Linked DNA regions of Mus musculus: all the other regions are linked to region 1. The links are chromatin contacts, found by Hi-C or POLR2A ChIA-PET in ENCODE. All regions are on one chromosome and are shown on one strand. The core of a region is the stretch at or near the end of the contact, and the rest is flanking DNA. Distances in the headings are between cores, read along the strand shown.

The links. A loop is a pair of places that touch in the nucleus more often than their neighbours do. ChIA-PET counts read pairs that join two places held with the same protein, here RNA polymerase II (POLR2A).
Region 2: a loop to region 1 is called in a map of heart, with 5 times the contacts of the local background. The contact joins the promoter of Zfp850 here to the promoter of Zfp780b in region 1. A Hi-C loop is called at or near these places in 1 of 37 maps with a recorded cell type or tissue (heart). POLR2A ChIA-PET finds 5 or more read pairs at or near these places in 3 of 5 experiments (Patski and embryonic stem cell).
Region 3: POLR2A ChIA-PET joins it to region 1 with 12 read pairs in Patski. The contact joins the promoter of Zfp974 here to the promoter of Zfp780b in region 1. POLR2A ChIA-PET finds 5 or more read pairs at or near these places in 2 of 5 experiments (Patski and embryonic stem cell).

The regions. Positions count from the first base shown.
Region 1 is chr7:27,977,773-27,981,427 of GRCm38, forward strand. Zfp780b (zinc finger protein 780B) reads right to left here and starts at 1,385. Exons shown (of 6, transcript NM_001081021.1): 1 at 1,318-1,385.
Region 2 is chr7:28,011,932-28,015,939 of GRCm38, forward strand. It overlaps Zfp850 (zinc finger protein 850), which reads right to left and starts at 2,184. Exons shown (of 6, transcript NM_001254951.1): 1 at 2,085-2,184; 2 at 405-519.
Region 3 is chr7:27,927,266-27,931,127 of GRCm38, forward strand. It overlaps Zfp974 (zinc finger protein 974), which reads right to left and starts at 2,193. Exons shown (of 5, transcript NM_001374027.1): 1 at 2,030-2,193; 2 at 136-188. The coding sequence starts at 168. It overlaps Gm26891 (a long non-coding RNA gene), which reads left to right. Exons shown (of 2, transcript XR_881914.3): 1 at 1-824; 2 at 1,082-1,209.

The DNA.
Region 1 (3,655 bases), core at 135-2,634:
AAACTACCATATTTATTTATTAGGTTCTGTGCAATTACTGCGGGATGACCCTAATCTATATCTCTAAATGACAGTCTGGCGACTGGCTCGACTGCACTTCCCAAATCCTTGCTGTTTCAAACTTCCAGGGCTACTTCTGCTCCAGCCGTCTGGTGTCCCCGGGAGGCATATCACTCTGTCAGGAACGGTTGGTCCAGCTCTTGGAGACCTCCTGTTCTCTAGTCTTTTCCTCCCCTGTGCTCTGCCTCTGTTCTCTCTCCTCCCCTGGTGGTGCCTACTTGAGACCCACAGCTCAGTTACTCAAACTCTACCTCTCTCTATTCCTCTCAGGAACTGGCTGTGGCTAGTTTTATTTAAACTCAGGTTTTAAGCTGGGGAGCAAAGTTCACATAGCATCACTTGGAGTATGTGAGGATCTGCTCATGGCGAAGGGTGGGGGGGGGGGGACACCAGATCTTGGGAGCCAGTATTTAGCATTAAATACAAGCAGCACCAGCACCCCTGAAGTCCCCCTGCTTTGAAAGGAAGGTCTATAAAGATCAAAGTCCATCTGCTATGTGATGCCATGGATAGGAATTGGTTTGAGTTTGAGATTCCTAAGGTTAACCTCTGGAGATTCTTATCTATAAAGTCTAGGGGAAAGGTCTGATTATTGAGAGATATCAAGGATCACTGAAACAATAGTGAGAATACTAATTGGGAGGAGAACGAACAATGTAAGAGCCACAAAGTTGGAGCTATCAGTTTGTCTGTTACTCCTTCATTTACTGACAATTCTATAGTCTAAACCTAAAGCCTCGTTTCTCACACGGAGAGAAAGCACAAACTTCGCCCTTGAGTCTTAGCTGAGTAGCAATAAAGATCTCATGCTTCTCTAGCCCTCCTTTGGAATAATGGCCGAAATGGGGAGCCTGTGGGGAGCCCAAGGAAGCCTGAGATCCCAAACTAGATCTGAGAGCATCCTCAATGAGCACTTTCCCTCCCTTCCCGCAACACTCGCATTGCTACAGCTCAGGGAAACCTAGGGATCTTATCCCCCTAGGGGCCCCTCGGAGGCACTTCCGGCCTCAGCTACTCATGTACCTCAAAGGAAGCTTCCCTTCAGACTCTGCACCTGATCTTTCCTTGCTTCAGCCCCTGTGCCTGCAAGAGAAAGCAGGAGCAGAAAGCTACAAGCATAGTGACACAGGAGATGCAGAGTGCTCAAGGTGCGTATACATACAGAGAAACAGACACACACATCACCGCCCCTACACACTCACACAAATATCAACATCCATCCCACACCCACACCCAGCATGCTGGCTCCGATCTTACTCTGTGAGGACGTAGGCCATAGAGCGATTTCTTCCACCTACGAGAAAAACCTGACTTTTCAAGGGAGCGATACACGACACCGGAATTCGATCCGTTACTTCCGGTGCGGTGGACCCTGGGAAATGTAGTCCTTGCGGCGGAACTCCGGGAAGCCCAGAGCTCAGAGGTTCAGGGCGATCCGAGCTTGCTACTGGGACCAGCCCACCTGGGAGCTGCGCCTGGTGGTGTCAGGGGTTTTTCCAAAAAGGCACAGCCTTTAAAAGCTCCCGTGTGGTGCTCAAAAGGTACTTCCGCTTCTGCGCGCCACTGATTTTTCTCTTCCCTGGAGCGGACTGACAAGCAGAACAGGAAGTAAGATCAGAATGGGATATAAGTGACTTGAGTCCCACTGAGTGGGATTCCACCTCGCTGTGACCTGGTAGGGACTATGGTAAATTTGGAAAGACTAAACTAAAGAATTGTTGGTGTTAAACGTGGATAGTTTACATCAGCGATTTCAGACAGCCAGGTGTTCTGGACCCTCCCTGAGTTCAGGGTCCCTGTTACCTAGATAGAAAACGGTGAGTGAGGAACACATCAGAAAGTTTCAACTGAGTCGTGTCCGTTAGACAGTAATTTACCTCACGTTGAAGGATGAAAACAAGGAGGATTTGAAAACAAGTCAGACTCAACCGAGTATCAACTACAGAAAATATGTTAAAGTTCAGTACTCTAGAAGATTACGAGTGACCGTAATGAAGACTCAGGTTGATTTGATAATCGAGACAGACTGGGGACACAACATTGCCAGTGTAAATAAAGAGGCCAAGTCATCAAGTATAATAAACATGGCTGCGCGTGGTAAGACATGCCTTTTATCCCAGCAAAGGGGAGGCACAGCTCACTGCATGTGTGTGAGACTGAAGCCAGCTACAAGTATAGAGTGAAACCCTCCCTAAAAACTAAAATAAACTAAAAGTACTAATAGCGCAGCTTCAGGCACGAAGCAGGGGGAAAGCCTGGTAAGTAATAAGGTAGTAATAAGAATGACAGCCAGAAAATGGCCTAGTTGGCCGTCATTGGGAAGAGAGACCCCTTGGTCTTGCAAAGTTTATATGCCCCAGTACAGGGGAACGCCAGGGCCAAGAAGTGGGAGTGAGTGGGTAGGGGAGCAGGGCAGGGGGGAGGGTATAGGGAACTTTCAGGATAGCATTTGAAATGTAAATAAAGAAAATATCTAATAAATAAGAAAAGAAGCAGGGGGTGGGGGTGGGGGGAGATCAAATTGTGAGGGCTGGAGGGATGGCTCAGTGGTTAACAGCACTGACTGCTCTTCTGAAGGTCCTGAGTTCAAATCCCAGCAACCACATTGTAGCTCACAACCATCCCTAATGAGATCTGACGCCCTCTTATGGTGTGTCTGAAGACATCTACAGTGTAGTTACATACAATAATAATAAATCTTTAAAAAAAAAAAAAAAAGAAAGAAAGAAAGAAAAGAAAAAAAAAGAATGACATCCAAATCCACCATCACCTCAATAATTTTCAACCTCAATAATGAATAGAACAGACAGAAAAGCAATAGGGCATAATTGAATTAGAAAACATATCAAAATGGAGACAGTTAAAATGTAATGAAATCCAGACGCTTTGAAATTACTGCTTTCATTTACACACATGTAGCAGAAATGGTCCCTAGTCTCCTTCGAAGACCATACTTGTGTACAAGGCCCATTTTTTACTCTACACACAAAAAAAATGATTTCTGTGAGCACATCTGTTGGTTAAGTTTCTCTTCAAGTATAGACTGATGTCTTTTTGTTATTCATTCTTGGAGGCAATGTTGTTTCAAAACAACTTCTTTGACCTCCATTTTACATTTACAAACCCTTGCCTTTCTTTTTTGTTTGTTTTTGTTGTTGTTTGTTTGTTGTTTTTTGTTTTTCAAGACAGGGTTTCTCTGTATAGCCCTGGCTGTCCTAGAACTCACTTTGTAGACCAGGCTGGCCTCCAACTCAGAAAGCTGCCTGCCTCTGCCTCCCGAGTGCTGGGATTAAAGGCATGCGCCACCACGCCCGGCTAACCCTTGCCTTTCTTGACCTCCCTAAATTAACCTATGTTCTGTTGTTTGTACAGTTTCCATATTGCAGTCTTCTGCTTGTTCCTGGGTTGTCTTTGAGACATTTACTCTGTTTTTATTAATGTTGGCACTACCTACTTGGTCTTAGGTTTATGCAACACTCCTCACAATGACAAGAGAAGGAAATGTTTATTGACATAAGTTATATATTCTGAGCTATAAGACAAGTCTCCAAAACAAAACAAAACAAAAAAAGCCAGGCACTTGTGGTGCATGCCT
Region 2 (4,008 bases), core at 934-3,433, 35 kb after region 1:
TCTTGGTGGGGCTGCATATCACAGCTGCATAAATGATGCTGAATTGAAAGCAGGAGTGTAAATGTCTCCGGAGGGTACCGGTTTTATTTCTGTTGTGTGACTACTCTGTAGTGGGATTGCTGTATCACATACCAGTTCTAGTTGTAATTGAGAATCCGCCATATTGTTTTCTACAATGACAGCATTAATTTACACTCCCTCCACAATGCGTTCTTTCTCTACATGAATGAAAACTTTTTTTAAAAAAAATTATTTATTTTATATTTCTGAGTATTTTCCATCTGTATGCGCACCAGTAGATCCTATACCTCTGGTCTCTGAGCTGTGCTCATGTACACATAACCGCACACACATAATTTAAAATTGAAATAATTAATCTTGAGACAAAACACCCACAATCTTACTTGTGTAGAATCTGAAGCTGTTTTCTCATAGAACCAAGTAGGATGCTGGGTACTGGGGTTTGAGTGGCTGAGGCCGGATGTGCAGCATCATGGTTGACAGTGGGAGGCGTAGGTCCTTAAGTGAGTTCAGAAGATGTTGATTAAACATCACAAAATCTCACCTACATAACAAAAGTTCACCTGATATATCATGTAAAAACGGTGACAATTAATGGGTTTGAGTAGACGCTAGCATATTCTCTACAAAAGTGTGACCGATTTAGTCATCCCAAAGTATAGAAAAACTTCAAAATATTATGCTATGCACAATATGAACATTTTTATCTGAAAAGTTTTAAAAAAATATGTTCTGCATTAGCACATTCATTTTCCTGTCCTTGTTTTTAAAACAGCATCTCACTGTGTGGCCCAGCTAGCCTAGACCTTGCTATGTGGACCAAGCTGACCCTGAACTCACAGTGATCCTCCTGCTTCTGCCTCTGAGATTAAATGTATACCACGAAGCCTAGCTTTTCTTTTTAAGTCACTTTCTTAAACATCCACCAGCAATCGCATTGTTTCTCACACTCCCTTGTCCTGCTGAACACTGAGTGGAATGAACCCAAGATGGCCTCACAGAGAACAACTAAAGCACACCAGGCCCTTAGGATATGGCGGCACTGCACTAACAGGCTTCACCACAGGCATCCTACGGTTCCTGACAGGCCTGGAGAGCCTGAGGGGACAGAACCAAGATTCCAACCCGATACCACAGATCCACACTCCACGATCAATCATGGCATTGCTCATCTGGATCTGGCCAACGTTACCCATTACACACACACACACACACACACACACACACACACACACACACTCAGAAAATCACTAGCTTTCAAAGATGCCAAATTCAGTGCTATCACTTTCCCACTGCCATAATCCTCACAGTGAACACATCATCTATCCCCGACATTCCTGGCCTGCTTTGAAAACAAGGCCTGTAAGGATCAAAGGATCGCATCTGATATGCGATGCCATCCAAATAGAAATCGATTTATAAAATCAGAGTTTGAGAGACCTAACGATAACCTCTGGAGGTTTCTACCTAGAACATCTTAGGAAAAGGGTGATTGTAGAGAAGAAAAGGCGGGGTTCATTGAAATGATAAGGTGAAGTGGAAAGGGAAGGGACAACGTTATGGGCCCCAGAGGTGAAGGTATCAATTTTCACGTTCCTCCTTCATTTACTGATAATTCCACGAGATCTCAGACTATATCCGAGAGCATCCTCACCGAGCATTTTCCTTCACGTCCCTCAACACTCTCATGGCTACAGCTCTGAGAAACTTCGGGTATTCAACCCAGAGCAGCCCTCCTAAGCGACCCTCGGAGGCACTTCCGGCCTTAAAAGCACCTCCCAAGCTCGTGTGTACCTCAGGGAAAGCTTCCCTTCAGACTCCGCACCTGACTTCTCCTTAGTGATGCTTAGCCCTCTGCTCCAACCCCTGTGGCCTTGAAAGAAAATGATAAGCACAGTGACACAGATGAGCAGAGAGCTCAAGGTGTGTATACACAGAGAGACGCGCGCGAGCGCGCGCCCACCCACCCACACAAACACACGCTCACACACGCTCACACACGCCCGTACGCGTCAACATCTCCATTCACCCTACACCAGCGCCCACACCGATACCCAGCCCACCTTACTCTGTGGAGACCGAAGCCAACCAGCAATTTCTTTGGACCAGAAAGATCAGACCTTCCGTGTTGGTGGCACCGGGATGCCAAAGACCCTTGGCGGCGTCCGGAGCTATGTGGAGCCTTCAAGAAGCCCGGCGTTTCCGAAAGGTCCCAGCATGCAACTTAGCCCGGCCCATCCGGGAACTGGGCCCAGTGGCTTGTGGGAGTTCCCACGGTGGGGGGGCAGGGGGCTCCCCATGCTTCGAGGGGAGGCTGCCTCCTGGGATCAAAACGGAGTTTGGTGTTCTGTGTCTACCTGATTTTCCCTCCTGTGGCGTGGACGGACGAGCGGAAATTTTAAAATTTAGAATAGGAAGTAGATCAGATCGGGACGGACGCTTTGCCTGAGTCCCACTCAGTGGGATTCCACTACGCTGTGCTCTGCTAGGGACTATGGTAAATTTGAAAAGACCGAACTAAAGAATTGGTTGGTTTCTAAAGTTGGGTAGTTTATATTAACGATTTCAAAGAGCCAGATATTCTGGACCCTTCCAGGGTTCGGTGTCCCTGTTGACTAGATAGAAAAAATTGAGTGACGACTACATCTGTATGTATCACCAGAACTGTGTTCAATAGGCAGTCATTTACCTCCTGTTGGAGGATGAATGACTAGCACGCGTTAAGTGTCCTAAAAAACAAAAAACTAAAAAACAAACAAAACACAAACCCAAAACATAGGCCTCTTTTTTATAGGATAGACACATTTATTGTAACTTGACACTATGGAACTTTCGAAACCACTTTTGTTTTTTCTCATGTTATACAAAGAACTTTTTCCAAACATGATAGAAAGAAATTGTGAAAAGGCTAAACAATCCTAGTAATAAAACTAATTGCATTAAATGTACTGTAAATTATGTAAATGCTAAAGTATAGGTGCCACATTAATTTGCAGATAAGTGTTAACTACAGAAAATGTGTTAAATATTCTAGCCGATTCAAAGTGACCATCCTCACAATAGTATTAAAAAAAAAAAAGACTTAAGTCAACTTTAAAATGGAGGCAGTTCTGGGGGCAAAGAGCATCGCCAGTACTAACAGCAATAACAGAGACAGCAAGTCATCAAGTGAAAATATCCTTGGCTGGGCGTGGTAGCACATGCATGTGACCCCAGCAATGAGGAGACACAGCCAGTGAATGTCTATGAGATGAGGCCACCAAGGACTATTTAGTGAAGACCTGTCTAAAAAACTAAAATAAACAGTATGCGTGTAATACCACACCTTCAAAACATGAGGGGAAACGTCCAATAGAGAAATAAGGAGAAACAGCCAAATCCAGCATTGCATACAAAAGTTTTCAGTCTCAATAACTGATAGAAGGAATCCAGAAAAGCAACAGGGCATAGATGATTTAGACAGCATCATCAGCTATGAATGCAGACAGAATAAAAATCAAGACAATTAAACTTTAATGGAATCAGGGGGCCTTGAAGGGAGGGTGTTCTTGTATACACACTCCTGGCAGAAATGCCCGTTACCTGGAGATGCTTCTGTTTAAAGCTTCCCTTTTTATGCTTTTTTTTTTTTTTTCGGGGGAAGGGGAAAGCCAATACCTTATATATTTTGTACTGCACTTTTAAAAATGAAAGACTCCATCTATTTTAAGGTATTCCTTAAAGGTGACCATAGGCATGTGTTGAGAAATCCCCTTCCTGATGGATCCTCTCTTCACACCCATCCTCTTCTACATCTATCCTGTGAGTGAGCCGCCCCTCTCCACAATGAACATGGATTTCCATACTTCTGCCATGTTCTTACATGGGTTTTGTGTGTGTGTGTGTGTGTGTGTGTGTGTGTGTGTGTGTGTGTGTGTGGTTGCCTGGTTTAGGTTTCAGTTGGTTGGGTTCAGTTCTTTTTGAGACAAAATTTCTCTGTTTTTCCTT
Region 3 (3,862 bases), core at 943-3,442, 50 kb before region 1:
GACCTGCCAGCCCTCACTGGAAAGGGGCAGACTGGGCTGGGGGAATCCGGATCCTTGGGAAGCTTCAAGAGGGAAAGAGGGCAGGAGTCACCTAACCTGAAGTCACTCTATGTCCAAGAGAGAAAAACAACTTACACAGACCATGTCTTGGGAACTAGAGCTGGCCATTCTTCTTCAGGCTTCCTCCCCTGGGGGACAAAAAGAAAGCCATTCACTGCATTGTGACTTGATGTTCCCAGGCTGACTTCTGTCACTGTGATGTCATCGACTACACTTATTTCTCAAGCCTCCCCACTCACTCTCTCCCCTCCCACCGCTCACAGCCTCCCACACACAAATTGGAAGCACACAGGAGTCTACACAAAGCTGATCACCTCCTAACCCAGACAACCCACGGCCAAGGGGGCAGTGTGGGAGTGCAGGGCACAAACATATCTGCCTTGAACTCCTCCAGAAGAGGCCAGCAGAAGGGATCCATCTTCCACCCTGAGCTCCAGCTCGCCCTGCACCTGGGCCGCTCCTCCTACTGTGCGCAGATCTCAGATCTTCCTACTGGAACCCCACCTATCAAGGCTCACAGGGGCTCACAGCATCCAGGTGGCCCCTCCTGTGTAAACTCAGGGCTGAAGCACAGCGAGGCTGGAGGGGCTGCAGCTGTGATGCTCAGGCAGCGTCCAGCATTCTGTGCCCACTGTTAGTGAATGGGACTGTGCACCATGGACCACTCTCCTGAGAACCTTCCCTCATCTATGATAACACTTATGTTGTCTCAAGCCATGATCCTTTATGAAGATAATTAGCTGTAAAACATCCTGTCACAGGAGGTGAGTATATGTTTCCCTCTTTCCATATTATGGGAGATTTTGAACAAAATAATGCTAAGTTTGTTCTGGGTGTCCTAGGTCTTTTGATCCTAGAACTGAGTTTCTCAACCTCCGCAGGGCTGACACAACTGTCCTGCCTTGGGCTCTGTGAGGACCACCTTGTGCTCTGTAAAATTATCACACTGAACACAATACAAATTTTAAAATTCTGCTCTTCATTATTACCTTCATTTCGTTTTCTCCTTGTTTTGAAACAGGTTCTCATTTTGTAGCACACCCCTCCTGGAACTTGCTATGTGGATCAAACTGATCCTTAATTTACAATGATCCTCCTGCTTCTGCCTCCCAAAATGCTGAGATTAAAATGTACACTGTACAGACTAGAGCTTATGAGTCATTTCCTTAAATATACAACCAGTATTTGCATTCTTTCTAACACTCCCTTGTCCTGCCATACCCTGCAGACAATGAACCCAAGATGAGCACTGTCTATAATGTGGGGAAAGGAAGTGATTTAGGGAGAAAAAGTCAAGGGTAATTGAAATGGTCATGTGAACACCAGGACCTAAGGGCAGGGACAACGTAAGGGCCACAGCGGTGGAGGTATGAATGTGTACGTTCACCTACCTGCATTTACTGACAATTCCATATTATAAAATTGAAAACTCATTTCTCAAACAGAAAAGAAGAGTACACTCATCCTTGACTCTTAGATGGGCAGCAATAATGATCCCATCCTTCTCAAGCCCTCCTTTTGACTGATGGCCTTCGCGGGGAGCCTGCGCAAGGATGAGATCCCCATCATGCTCTGGCAGCATCCGCACTGAGCACTTTCCTTCAGTTCCCTCAACACTCACACAGCTAGGGCTCTGAGAAAGTCATGGAATTCAACAAGTAACCACCCTCCTAGGTCACCCTCGGTGGCACTTTCAGCCCCAAATGCTCCTCCCAAGCTCAAGTCTGTACCTAGCCTGACCTCTCCTTACTGAAACTTAGTCCTCTGCTTTGGTTCCTGTGGTCGCGAGGGAAAGTTGGAGCAGAAAGCGACGCGCACAGAGCCCCAGATAATGCAGAGAGATCAAGGTGTGGACACACACACACACACACACTATCACATCAACAAACAGCGACCCTATACGACCGTCCGCACACGCCCACTCCCAGCCGGCTGCCTCAGGCCTTACTCCATGGAGACCGAAGCCAACCTGAAATTTCTTCCGCCGACCACAAAGATCGGACCTTCCGCATTAGCGGCACCAGAACACCAAAAGCCTATGCGCTAGTTTCGGCGTGGTGACCCTAAAAAATGCAGTTATCACCAGCAAAGCCCCCGTGAAGCCCGGCTCTTGGGGGCGGGGATGCCAGATCTGCGAGCGGAGCCCAGTGGTTTGTGGGAGTTCCCACGGGGGTGCGCGCTTAAAGGGGAGGCGCCCTCCTTTGAGTAAAAGTTACTTCCGGTTCTGCGGGGAACTGATTTTCTCGCCCTTAAAAAGGCAGGGATGCTCTAGATAGAAAATGTGACTGAGGACCACATGCTATGCAACAACCGTACTGTGTCTGTTAGACAGGCTAGACGATCCTCATAATAAAACTAGTCGCATTGAAAGTACTGTAATCGGTCTAAAAGCTAAAGTACAGGTTTGTCACATTAGATTTGAAAAGAGGTCAGACCCAGCTATCTGTTAACTTCAGAAAATATGTTAAAGATAAATACTCTAGCAGATTCAAAGTGACCATCTTTACATAATCAAAAGAAAACTCAAGTCGATTATAAAATGGAGGCAGATTTGGGGGCAAAGAACATTGCCAGTGATAATAAAGAGGCCAAGACATCAAGTGATAGTAAACATGGCTGGGCGTGGTAGCAATGGCTTTTATCCCAGCGATGGGGAGGTACAGCCAGCTGCATGTCTGTGAGAAGAGACCACCGAGGACTACCCAGTGAAACCCTGTCTAAGAACTAAAATACACTCAGATTATGGTGGCACATGCCTTTTACTCTTTTTGTGTCTGAGTTACCTCACTCAGGATATTTTCTAGTTGCACCCATTTGCCTGCAAAACTCATGATGTCCTCATTCTTAATAGCTAAATACTATCCCATTATGTAAATGACCCACATTTTCTGTATCCATTTTTCCATTGGGGGACATCTGGGTTGTTTCCAGCTTCTGGCTTTCACAGATAAGACCTCTATGAACACAGTGGATTTGTGGTATGGTGGGGCATCTTTTGGGTATATTCCAAGAGTGGTATAGCTGGGTCTTTGTGGTTGATCTATTTCCAAACTTCTGAGGATCCTCGAGATTGATTTCCAGAGTAGTTGTATCAGTTGGCAATCCCACCAACAATGTCTTAGAGCTCAGGCTCTAAGATCCAGAATTGATAAATGGGACCTCATAAAACTGGAAAGCTTCTGTAAGGCAAAGGACGTAGTCAGGACAAATCAGCAACCTATAGAGTGGGACAAAACTTCACTAACCCCACATCCTATAGAGGGTTAATATCCAAAATATATAAAGAACTCAAGAAGCTAAGCTTCAAAAATCCAAACAACCCAACCACAAAATAAGGTATAGAGCTAAACAGAGAATTCACAACAGAGGAATCCCAAATGATGGAGAAGCACTTAAAGAAATGTTCAAAGTCCTTAGTGATCAGGGAAATGCAAATCAAAATGACCTGAGATTCTACCTTACAACAATCAGAATGGCTAAGACAAAAAACTCCGGTGACAGCACTTGTTTCTACTGCACTTTTGAAACTTAAAGACTGTATCTATTTTTAAGATATCCCATAGGCTAATACTAGACCAGGAGTCCCCAGCTATATCTAGGTGACTGTTTCTGCAAAGCTTCCTGTTTTGTTATTCCACTGGCTTTTGGATCATTTATAAAGATGCTTAGCCTTCTGTCATGCCAATGTGTTCCGTCCTCCTTTCTCTCCACAGTGTGATTCTGGTCAGTCTGCTCCATCACAGTTCTTTTCTTAGTGCTACCCCTTATCCTTCATGGAAGTAAAATCAGATAATTGCCCTCC